2 separate regions of the Homo sapiens genome follow, and region 2 is linked to region 1. The links are chromatin contacts, found by Hi-C or POLR2A ChIA-PET in ENCODE. All regions are on one chromosome and are shown on one strand. Each heading gives the region's core, a stretch centred on a gene start or an enhancer-like site at or near the end of the contact. The rest is flanking DNA. Distances are from core to core; before and after follow the strand shown. Region 1 has its middle 61 kb from the start of ZCCHC2. Region 2 overlaps PHLPP1 (PH domain and leucine rich repeat protein phosphatase 1).

Evidence for each region. A loop is a pair of places that touch in the nucleus more often than their neighbours do. ChIA-PET counts read pairs that join two places held with the same protein, here RNA polymerase II (POLR2A). Pooled maps may share reads with other maps.
Region 2: a loop to region 1 is called in a pooled map, with 2.7 times the contacts of the local background. The contact joins two enhancer-like sites. A Hi-C loop is called at or near these places in 1 of 168 maps with a recorded cell type or tissue (dorsolateral prefrontal cortex) and 11 of 50 pooled maps. POLR2A ChIA-PET finds 5 or more read pairs at or near these places in 2 of 52 experiments (CD8-positive, alpha-beta memory T cell and WTC11).

Annotation. Positions count from the first base shown.
Region 1 is chr18:62,580,765-62,586,836 of GRCh38, reverse strand. It overlaps a transcript of ZCCHC2 not described here. Among named protein-coding and RNA genes, the nearest start is that of ZCCHC2, 61 kb to the right of the region's middle. RefSeq lists enhancers at 367-661, 533-712, 2,578-2,637. Within about 2 kb of position 2,341, at least 5 of the 41 ENCODE cell types and tissues checked have a DNase peak (open chromatin) inside an H3K27ac peak, as active enhancers do.
Region 2 is chr18:62,778,788-62,784,859 of GRCh38, reverse strand. The region is part of intron 1 of PHLPP1 (PH domain and leucine rich repeat protein phosphatase 1); the gene reads right to left. Among named protein-coding and RNA genes, the nearest start is that of PHLPP1, 66 kb to the right of the region's middle. Within about 2 kb of position 3,384, at least 7 of the 41 ENCODE cell types and tissues checked have a DNase peak (open chromatin) inside an H3K27ac peak, as active enhancers do.

The DNA.
Region 1 (6,072 bases), core at 1,092-3,591:
GACGGTAAATATTTTAGGCTTCGAGGGCCATAGCGTCTCCATCCCAGTTATTCCACTTTGCTGGGATAAGACAAAGCACCCACAGACAACACATAGAGAAGCAAGACGACCGTGTGCTAATGCACTTTATTTGTAGACACTGAAGTTTGAATTTCATGTATTTTTCACGTGTCACTAAACATTCTTTTTCCTTTTTCAACCATTTAAAGATGTAAAAACCATTCTTAGCTTGTCGGTGGTGGGTTGATGCCCCTTGGTTTATGCTGCCAACCCAAGAGCTACGCCTAATTCATATCCTTCAGCACTAAGTCATACAGCTTTATTTTTTTTGACTAAAAGGCCCCTGAAAATGAAAACTTTACACATGCAAGCAGAGAGGAGTCCGAGACTTTCTGACGGGGCAGGAGGGGCAGAAACTGCTCCCTAAGGCCAGGGACAGCCAGACCCGTGCTGATGCTGCCCCCTAGTGACTGGCCAGCCTAACGTCCATCTCCCACCCACGGCCACGCTGTGACGGGTTGGGGGTGTGTTCCCCAACACACGAAATAAGAACTTCAAATCAGTTCAATCAGAAAGCGTAAAGAACTGTAAACCCAATAAATCATTTAAAGTGAAAAAGTAGGCTTCAATTCACAGAATTTTAGAACTGAAAGGAACTTTTGAGATGACTCAGTTCCATTTTTACACCAATTTACCAACGATTCACGTAGCTTTCAGGTAAAAAAAAAAAAAAAAGGCAAGTTCCAGAAAGGGCTGGTGGCCCATGAGTGTTCGCAGAAGAGCCTGCCCGGGAGTCCCGCCTGCTGAATGCCAGTGCAGGGCTGCCTACACCTCACACCGACATACCCACGAAAGACAGAGGTGGCGTGGGGCAGCAACCTTGTTGTCACACTGCCTGGGCTCACCGTCACCCAATCATTCTGTGCCCTTGGATATCGACTTCTTAGCCTTTGTGCCTCAATTTCCCTAACTGTAAAACAGGGCAGAGTTCCTCCCTCACAGGGCTGTGGGACTGAAATGAGCTGATGCTGTCTGGCCCATACTGGGCATTCAAGTGTCCCCTGCATGACAAACTTCTTGAGAGTCCACTATGTGTCAGACATTGAGTGCTTTATGTCTGTGTGCCAGGTTTAATCGTGCAACTACTCTACAACGCGAGTGTCATCATCCCCACTATGTAAATCAGACCGAGAAAGGTCACATGGACTGTGGTGGGTGCCTTCTCTTGTACAACTGATTTTGTGAAGGCGTGGAAGGCACAATTAAGTTACCATGTAACAAATATGACGTGACTCCAATAGGCTAGCAGGAATAAGCACTCAGTAACTGCCAGGCAGCCTGGTGGCATTCTTCACCTTCAGCAGGGCTTGTTGTTGGGGGTGACTGTTCTTGTTTCTGCATGAAGGTTACTTTGTCACCATCCATCTTTGCCTTTGGAGTGTCTTGGGGGCAGCAGGGGTACCTGGGACAATCTATATGTGACTGTCAGAGCTTTAAAAACATCAGCAGTCACCTCTCCTTTCTCCTTGCCCCACTGCTTCAGTAGATTTAATGGAATACTCCGTGCGCAAAACTTGTGTGAAGCACAACTCAGCGTGCGAGTGGAGATATCTGTACACATTTAAAATCTGCATTGATGCCACTTGAATTTATCTGACAGGTAAATGCTTTTGAAAGCCTAGTTCTAAAAGTCCTGGATATTTCTCTGGAAACATTTCACCCTCCCGCGTCCTCAAATCCTTCGAGAGCCACAAGGAAGAGGCCTCGCTATGGGATAGGATGTGGCGTGTGTTCCAGGCGTGCCCACAACCTGGTCCAGCCCTCCTCAGTCCAGAGGCCACACGGCCATTCCACCTGTGGGTTCCTATCACCTTACACAGTTCCATAAAGCCACTGCCCTGGGCTCTGCCAGAAGCACTGGTGGGGGCAGGAAGTGGTGCCAGGAAGTGAGCACCAACTTCAAGCAGAGGCCTGAGCATCACCATGGGCCTGTCTGCAGCACTTCGTCTCACTGAACCCAAAATTTCTCTCCTAGAAAACGAGGGGAAACATTCCCACCCCACTTCACAGCTGTGATGACCAAATGCACGCAGGAAAAGCACAGAGGAAACCTTTAAAGTGTTCACACACACATTTCAACGGCTGAATGAGGGGTTTGCTCAAGCTGCTTTTATGGCCAGCTGCCTGCACTCTTTAAGGTTTTGGGCACAGGCTTCCAACCCCAAATGTTCCCTCTCTTACGTTTAATGTTCTCTAAATTAGGTCAGTAGGAAATAACATCTGCTTGCTCGCACTGTCCTCGTCCCCCACCAGGTGGCATTGCGTTCCAATGAGCAATCTCTTCTGGTGAGAGGCTGGTGGAGGCCTTTTTCACAGCGGCTCAAATTGGAACTGCAAGAGGAAAAAGAAAAACAATGAAGAACCACCCAACCCCCCACCTCACCACAACTCCCACCGCCAAATTTCAGAGAGCAAAACCGGATCATGGGATTGAGAGCTTCTGGTGACCAAGGCCCGCATTCTCTGCAGGCGGAGGTGACTGCGTGAAGGGTCTCCGGTCCCCACACGTGTGATGTGCCCCCATTACAGAACAGACAAGAGGAAGCCCCAAACCACCCCCAATTCCAAAGCTTCCACAATTGATAAACATTTGCATACACACACAGAACTCAGGTGATGTGTACCCATGTTCCAATTCAGGGGGCTTACATTTTTCAACAGAGGACAGCGTTTAGGAATTAGGGAAATTTTGCATGGACAAGCACAACAGCTGTATCTGTAAGCAGCGGTAACATCAAATATGATGTTATTCTGACCCTAGGAATCCAACCTGAGCAAGCCAATACGTTAATGAGCATCCAGGGAAAGACAAGGTTGTCCGCCCTGGCCTGTCCTCTCTCTGCACAGGGTCATCTGAAGGGGCGAGGGCACTCCAGTTAAAACATTCCCTCCACCCCGAGCTGACACCTGCCTCTCAGCCCTGGGACCCCAGAGCCCCTCATCCTTTAACAGCTGGTCTCCTCCCCTAAAGAGAAGAAGATGTAGAGATGTCGTGACTACGTTTCCAGGCAGGGACCCCATTTCTTCATATCTCACACCTCGAAACTCACTGCTCTGGAAATCAATGAGCCCTCCCTCTTGGTGGGGTGGGGTTGGGTGGAGGGGGGGGTCAGTATTTTTTTATTCTTTTAAGATTATGGGAGTGTCATGGGGTGGAACTATTGTCACAGCTTGCCTCCATATGGTTTCACTGCCTTAACCTTAGAATGCTTTTGCAATCAGTATGGAGAAGTGAAAAAGATGTCTTCCAAGCTCAAATGGATGGTGCTGTTAAGTACTAGGTGCTGTTAAGAAAACAGGTATTTTACACCGTGCTTTCTCATCTCTTTGGAACCTTTTCAGAAAAATTTGATTCTTAGTGCTTACATAAAAAATTAAATGTAGATTTGCCTTGCCATAAACTTTTACTTTGGTACTGAATAATCATGACCGTTATGACTCGGCATGTCTGTACAGTCCATACATACCATTAACTGGCAAGCTTTCCAACTAGGTTTAATCTGCGAGGGTAAGGAATAGCTTCTATATCGTTCATCAGTGCATAGAGCAAAATTAACTAATCTTAGTCTAATGAAGAGCTATGTTTGCTAGGTTCCTCACCATCCAAAGAATCACTGCCATCACTCCTACCCAAACCTGTTCTCGTCCACATCTTCCCTTTTATTAAAAAAAAAAGACACGGTCTCACTCTGTCACCTAGGCTGGAGTGCAGTGGCATGATCTGGGCTCACTGAAGCCTCTGCCTGCTGGGCTCAAGCGATCTTCCTGCCTCAGCCTCCTGAGTAGCTGGGACTACAGGCATAGACCACCAGGACCAGCTAATTTTTGTATTTTTTGTAGAGATGGGGTTTCGTCATGTTGCCCAGGCTGGTCTTGAATTCTTGGGCTCAAGTGATCTGCCCAAGGCCTTGGCCTCCCAAAGTGTTGGGATTACAGGTGTGAGCCACTGTGCCTGGCCCTGTCTCTTAAAATAGTATTACAATCTCCCTGTTCATCAAAATTGAATTCAACTAGAATTTGAGTGGCTTCTCAGTGCTATTTCATTATGTTGGACCTTTCCCATAGATTATTTAACCTTCAGAGCCATTATTTATTTATTTGAGATGAAGTCTCACTGTCACCCAGGCTGTAGTGCAGTGGTGTGACTGCAACTCACTGCAACCTCCGCCTCCCAGGTTCAAGCGGTTCTCCTACCTCAGCCTCCTGAGTAGCTGGGATTACAGGCACACACCACCATGCCCGGCTAAGTTTTTGTGTTTTTGGTAGATTCGGGGTTTCACCATGTTGGTCACGCTGGTCTCAAACTTCTGACCTCAAGTAATCCACCCGCCTTGGCCTCCCAAAGTGTTGTGATTACAGGAGTGAGCCACTGTGCCCGGCCACTGAACCATAATTTAAAAGAGCAATTCTCATTTTACATCTAGGGAAAATAAAGTTCAGAGCATCAAGGTTCCTTCTACCTGTCTCTTCCATCCCTTTCTAAATGGACCTTCCCACGGCCAACACCTTAGTCTCGGCCCTCCTGGCCATGCCTAACCCGTCTTTCAACCTCCAGGCTCTCTTTCCTTAACCACCTGAGGATTTCCTCAAATACCACTGTCAATGTGTTTTCCCTCTATTCAAAACTTGGAAACTTCCCATTTTTCATTCAACCAACTCCAAATTCTCCAGTCTGATCCCATTTTATCTACTGTACCCACAAATCTTGAAACTCTTTTATAATTTTCCCTTTACTATGGCTGTATCTCCTTCCCCCACGTCCCCAACCACACACTGCTGTTTTTGTTCCTGCCCAGCCTGCGTCCCCTTCCCCAAGGTGACTCTCCACTCTGGGGCTCTTTCTAGATGCAAAGACCTAGGCTGCACATGCATTCCCCCACCTGGCCTTCCACAGCACTGTGACACCATCTCGGGAGGGGTCCACCTGGCCTTCCACAGCACTGTGACACCATCTCGGGAGGGGTCCACCTCGCCTTCCACAGCGCTGTGACACCATCTCGGGAGGGGTCCACCTGGCCTTCCACAGCGCTGTGACACCATCTCGGGAGGGGTCCACCTGGCCTTCCACAGCGCTGTGACACCATCTCGGGAGGGGTCCACCTCGCCTTCCACAGCACTGTGACACCATCTCGGGAGGGGTCCACCTGGCCTTCCACAGCGCTGTGACACCATCTCGGGAGGGGTCCACCTGGCCTTCCACAGCGCTGTGACACCATCTCGGGAGGGGTCCACCTGGCCTTCCACAGCGCTGTGACACCATCTCGGGAGGGGTCCACCTCGCCTTCCACAGCACTGTGACACCATCTCAGGAGGGGTCCACCTCGCCTTCCACAGCACTGTGACACCATCTCGGGAGGGGTCCACCTCGCCTTCCACAGCACTGTGACACCGTCTCGGGAGGGGTCCACCTGGCCTTCCACAGCGCTGTGACACCATCTCGGGAGGGGTCCACCTGGCCTTCCACAGCGCTGTGACACCGTCTCGGGAGGGGTCCACCTGGCCTTCCACAGCACTGTGACACCGTCTCGGGAGGGGTCCACCTGGCCTTCCACAGCGCTGTGACACCGTCTCGGGAGGGGTCCACCTGGCCTTCCACAGCGCTGTGACACCATCTCGGGAGGGGTCCACCTGGCCTTCCACAGCGCTGTGACACCGTCTCGGGAGGGGTCCACCTGGCCTTCCACAGCACTGTGACACCGTCTCGGGAGGGGTCCACCTGGCCTTCCACAGCGCTGTGACACCGTCTCGGGAGGGGTCCACCTCGCCTTCCACAGCACTGTGACACCATCTCGGGAGGGGTCCACCTCGCCTTCCACAGCACTGTGACACCATCTCGGGAGGGGTCCACCTCGCCTTCCACAGCACTGTGACACCGTCTCGGGAGGGGTCCACCTGGCCTTCCACAGCGCTGTGACACCATCTCGGGAGGGGTCCACCTGGCCTTCCACAGCGCTGTGACACCGTCTCGGGAGGGGTCCACCTGGCCTTCCACAGCACTGTGACACCGTCTCG
Region 2 (6,072 bases), core at 2,135-4,634, 200 kb before region 1:
AGACCATGCTTCAATTTCTCAATTACGGCAACTACGTCAAAAAGGAAACCACAATTACTGAATTCAAAAAAGGATCCCCATAATCTTCTGTTGATTTAAGTGTCAGTGAAACTAGCTTGTGCTCTGTTCCAATTCACTCTCAAAAAGTTCAATTAGGACTAAATGAAATGACCAAATAGTCCAAAACGTTAACACGTACTGAAGCAGGTTATATATCTGCAAACAACATGAGGTTTTATTAGTGATAATTCTCCCATTTCTTCAGCACACAGACAAATGTGTGGCTTTAGCAGTTTCTGATTTTGCACCACTCACTTAACTGCAAGTTGGCCTTCACTGGAACAAACTTAGCCCTTAAACTTCTCTTCCTTCTGAAGATGACAGCTTATGGGTATGGCTACAAAACCTACCATGAGTTATAGTACACCAACTTCTATTACCCTCCTCAAGCCTAAAATAAGAATTCTGTCCCTGCTTTCTTTCTATTAGCCTTTGGGATGAAACTATTATAGTAGAAACTTTACATTCCTCTTTTACTCTCACTATTGACATTTGGGGCCAGATAATTCTTTCCTGAGAGGCTATCCTGTGTATTGTAGGATGTTTCACTGTCCAATGACAAATGTCAAAGTAATCCCTCTATTTGTGACAATGAAAAAGTCTCCAGATGTTGCCAAATGCTCATGAGAACCACTGCTTTAGACATACCCCACTGTCTGCCCCATGTGAAGTCTAGGAGGAGGAAAGTACAATCAGAGAATGAGAATAACTTCAAAATACTCCCCATCGTCTTGAATCTTAAAAATGCACAACCTTGGAGGCCATGAGCCTGGGTCTGGAGTTACAAGTGCTCTGAGCTGTAGCCAGCAGCTTCAGCTCTGCCTAGCCAGGTGGCAGACACTAGGCCCTTTCTTGCTGTGGCCATCTTTCTTCTCATTCTCAGGCCCTTTCTTGAATGAGAGACCAGACCAAAATTGTGAGAAGTATAAGTTCTCTAAAAGTCAACTATAAATTCCGTATTGCTTTTTTACTTCCATTATGTGGACTGTTGTGCCTACAGTCAATCATTTCACCCCATAAGAAACATGATTTAATTAGGTTAAGGCACAAGTTATTAGGCTGTATTCCAAACATAAACTGGTAGCTATTCTAAGAGAAAAAAAAAAAATGCATCAAGAAAAAAGGGCAAAAGAAAAGCTTTTCTTCAAGGCTTCAGGTGTCCCCTTAATAGTGCTATTCATGGATCAGAAAAGATACTCATTTCATGAGTGCTGCACAATAGCTTCTTGTTACAATAACCATTACAATATAGCATTTATTGAAAGGCTTGTGGGCTGGGTGTGGTGGCTCACGCCTGTAATCCCAGCACTTTGGGAGGCCAAGGCGGGCAGATCACGAGGTCAGGAGATCGGCACCATCCTGGCTAACATGGTGAAACCCCGTCTCTACTGAAAATACAAAAAAGTTAGCTAGACATGGTGGCGGGCACCTGTAGTCCCAGCTACTCAGGAGGCTGAGGCAGGTGAATGGCGTGAACCCAGGAGGCAGAGCTTGCAGTGAGCCAAGATCACGCCACTGTGCTCCAGCCTGGGCAACAGAACAAGACTCTGTCTCAAAAAAAAAAAAAAAAGAAAAAAAAAAGAAAGGCTTGTGGGGAGCAGAATCAAGACCTAGTAACTATACGTGACTCATCTTTTTTTTTTTTTTTTAAAACTCTGAAAACAAATACTTTTAACTCACTAAGTTTTAGCATGAGTACCATTGATGGGTATCATTTCTATCTTCTGGCAAGAACAGTATTTTATTGGTCCCTAAATTATTTAAAGATTCTCATAAACTCTCATCAAAGTGATTTACTTATGAGAGCTGGAAGCAACCCAAACTATGGCTAAGTGTTTAAAACATTATAAAAGTAAATAAATTAATTTTACTACAGCACAAACAGATGTCAAAAAACAGACCACTGGAAGTCAAAAAACAAATAGCGCTTTGCCCCGAAAACATCTGATCTTAATCTGTCAAAAATTACCACTGCACTGCCTTTTGCTATGCCATCTTTAACACCGCCAAGAGTCACTACCCCTTGTTATTTCTCCTTCCCTCAAATAATTTACAGGTAAGAATTTATAGGATAGGAGATTTATCCCTATCTTACCTAGGGATAGATATTAAAGTCAGTGAATAGGATAAAATCACATATTATTGAAATTATTGCTGTAAATTCCTTCATTTGTGAATTCTGTCACATATATAACACTTATAGTTAATATAAAAGATGGAGTGCATATAGCTGAATTCATGTAAATTAAATTTGTATATAATATGTCTGCACTGTACTAAGATACTTTTAAGCAAGAATATATATGGCAGAGAGAGCCCCATTATTTAGTATTGAATCCTTCACAGTAAGTCACATCTTTTTAGGTGATAATATTGTGTGGCAACCCTGAATTATTCCACCCAATTAAAAAATCCAATTGAGTTAAACTATTACATCTTGCTCCTTACACCTTAGTCTATGTCTGGTGCCTCTGTTCTCTCTCCACAACCCTTACTTGGTTCAGCAGAAGAGGCTTGCCACATGTTCACAAATACAAGCAAAAATCAGGATTAGGAGACACCTGCACAGGCAGACTCATGCCTCTTGGCAGACATCCTCCAGTTGAGCAAGAGGAGCATCAGTAAAGTGAAGAGGAAATAGGCAGCGAAGTGTTTGCGTAAATATGTAACAAAGACAAACCCCTTTGGCATCTGAAAAGCATGAAATCAAAAGTATGGCTGAAAACATATTACAATAGGACTTAGGACAACAGAGAATTCATGACCATAACAAAAAAGAATGTGAAACAATGACAAGTCACTGAACCTCCAACACTGCTACCAAGTGTTATTTGTGATGGAGGCAACTGGCACTTTCTTACAAAACTTTTATTAGTCACTAAAACAGTTTCTTAGGGGAATCTTCATTCCAATCAGCAAGACTCACAGCTAAAAATTTCTCATATGTATTCCAAGCTAATGAAAATCTGGTGAATATAGGCCCTTTTTAAGAAAATACAATAAATCAAAGTTATCTTCATGAGGCTATGTTTCTAATGAACATGCAGCATTAAAACTGGAGCTTAAAATGCAGAAGACAGTTTGACTATAAATTAAAATCACACATATTTAACATAATTAATTTGGTGGAAAAAAAAAATCATCTTATCCCAGGTGGGAGGGTAGAGATATACCTCTAATCACACTGTTTTTCACATGGAGCCAGAAAGAGGAATACAAAACCACTCCAGAACCCAGTGACTCTCACAAGTGAAGGTGAGCGTCAGAGAAACAGGCAGCAACAGGTCACCAGGGCAGGAAAGGCCTGATGTGGAGCCAGGAGCCAAAACTGAGAGCCCAGTGATAGAGCCAGGTTAGACAGGAACAAGACATAGCATTTCCAAACACGTAAGATGAAGCAGACACCTGTCTACTGTCCATGGCGAGGCCCTGGTAGGCAGGTTAGGTGAGCAACCCACATTAAGGCAAGACATGAAATGGAGAGAAAATTTGTCCAAAGCCACATCAAAGTTATAATCATTTAGACTGATGTACAAACTTTTCTAAGACCATCAATTATTGAGTATCTACGGAGCACTTTATATACCTTATCTAATTTACTTAAGCTCTCCCAAAAATCTTATGAGGCAAATATAAAATTTCAACAATTTTTAAATTAAGGAAACTAAGATTTAGAAGAGTTACATAGTTTTCCCAAACTCAAATAGTCAAATAAGTGGTAAAGCTAACCTTTGAGCCAAGGCCTTTTGGATTCCAAAGCCAGTGTTCTCAAGAATAAACCCAAATGTCTAAATGCATGCTTTTCCCATTGAAACACACAACCTGGAAGGTTAAAGTTACTGGCAGCATCCTGTTGTTAAGAGTTCCACTGGCATTGAAAACTGTGTTATGTATCACACTAACCAAGAAGCTGGAGAGGATATGAGGTATCATATAGCATGAGGGAATCCAAGGACCACAAGGTGTATTGTTGAGATGCATCAGTATACAGTAAGGAAGACTCCTTAATCAAAATGCTGCCAGCACATGCAAATAAAGAATTTGACAAACTACAGCAGAGGTTCTCCAAGCATGGTTCTTGGATCAGCAGTGATATAACCTAAGGACTTCTTACAAACCCAAGTTCTCAGGTCCCACTCCAGACCTACTGAATCAGAAACTCAGGGTGGGGAGCAGCAATCCATGTTTTAACAAATCCTAAGGTGATTCTGATGAGCACTGAACTACAGAACACGGAATGGAACATTCAGCATTCTATAAGATTTCTTAAAACTGATGCATATCTAATGTCAATGAAGAATGATATGAACCTTAAGTAAAACTGATGTGCTAAAGTAGGACACATGAGGCCAAGTCAATCATAAAATTCTCAAATGACTTCCAAAGAAGAAAAAGGTTGAGAACCTTCAAACTGTGAGAAGGCCAAATAAGTATCCTTAAGACAAAACTTTATTATCCACTTAAATAATACTGCCAATTTTTAAATCAATATGCCCAATAAATCATGTACAGTATTTCTTATTGCAGCCACTAACAAAAATGAAAACAAACAAAAACTGAAATAAACTAGACCACTTCTGAATCCTTCAGATGTTTTAATGTTCAGTTAAGTAAAACAAACTCGACTATTCCTTCTTGAAAAGCGTAATGGTAACTGGACAACTATCATATATACCACATACGCATACAACCTATAAAAATTCCCACAAGCGCAAAATGACTGGTTCTTGCCCAGAATTACATAATTATACACTGTTAAAAAAAGACTAACATTTGAGACCATTTCATTCAACTCTATTATTTTATAAATTAGGGAACTGAGGGCCAAAATATTCATGTGGACAGTTGGCTACTGGCAGAACTAAAACCAGAGGCTGGGCTTCCTGACCTCCAGCCCAGAGAGCTCTCAATCTACCAGCCTGCCTCAGCCAAGCTTTAACTCAAAAAAAACAGAACACATGGCCTGATGATACTTCAGCAAGTCCCAAAACACCTCTGGAATTAATCGAAACTTAAAACCAAAAGAAGAGTATTATTTAGCTACATTAAAGAATTGATATGATGAGAAATCATGACCCGACAAATTGAATACGAGACAGAACCCTGTAATCTGCATAGCTCCAGCCACAAAAGACAGTATCTGTTTCTACCATAATTAAATTCTGTACTACGTAATGAAAAGCTGAATCAATTACTGAGTAATTTAAACAGACAATCATATCAATTAGTACCTATTTAGTCACAAGTTGTTTCTGACTGTCAGTTACTTCAGTGAGGATGATGATACAGATGACATTCATCCCTCTGCACACTCACCAAGCACCTGCTGTGTGTCTCCATGCACTGGGATACTGCAGTAAGTAAACCATACAGCAAGGCAACCACTCTCCTGAGGATTACTGACCAACAAGAGGCAGGGTGACAAGTACCATGGAGACAGTTAAAATAGTGTAATGGAATAGGTGACTAGAGAGGAATGGAGACTGCTGAAGATTGCTCTGAGGAGGTGACATTTAATATGAAACCTGAAGAAAAAAAAAAATCTGAAGGTCTGGAAAAGAAGATTACCAACAGACGGGACCACAAATACAAAGGCCTAAGGAGATCATGCACTTTCATGCTCAGGCAGAGTAGCGGAAGCAAGGCTACCAAGGGGAGGAGGGGTAGGAGATAAGGCTGAGCATGAAGGCCTAGGAGGGCATTCAGATTTCATTCTAAGTGCAATGGGAAACCCCTGGAAGGTTTTAAATAGGAGCATGACAGGGTCTAATTACATATGAATACAACAAAATCATTACAAATTTTCAATAGCCTCTGAGTTTATTACTCCAGCCACTAACATTCCCTGAATTAACAATATACAAGCCTACGGCTAACCTTGTGGGACCAAAGAAGTCAGAAGGCTTAATTTAAAATATTTCCAAAGCATAATATGAGCAAATATGCTAAAGAATGACTCAAAATCTATACCACATCATCAAGCTATAAACATTAATCAATAAACTAACAGTT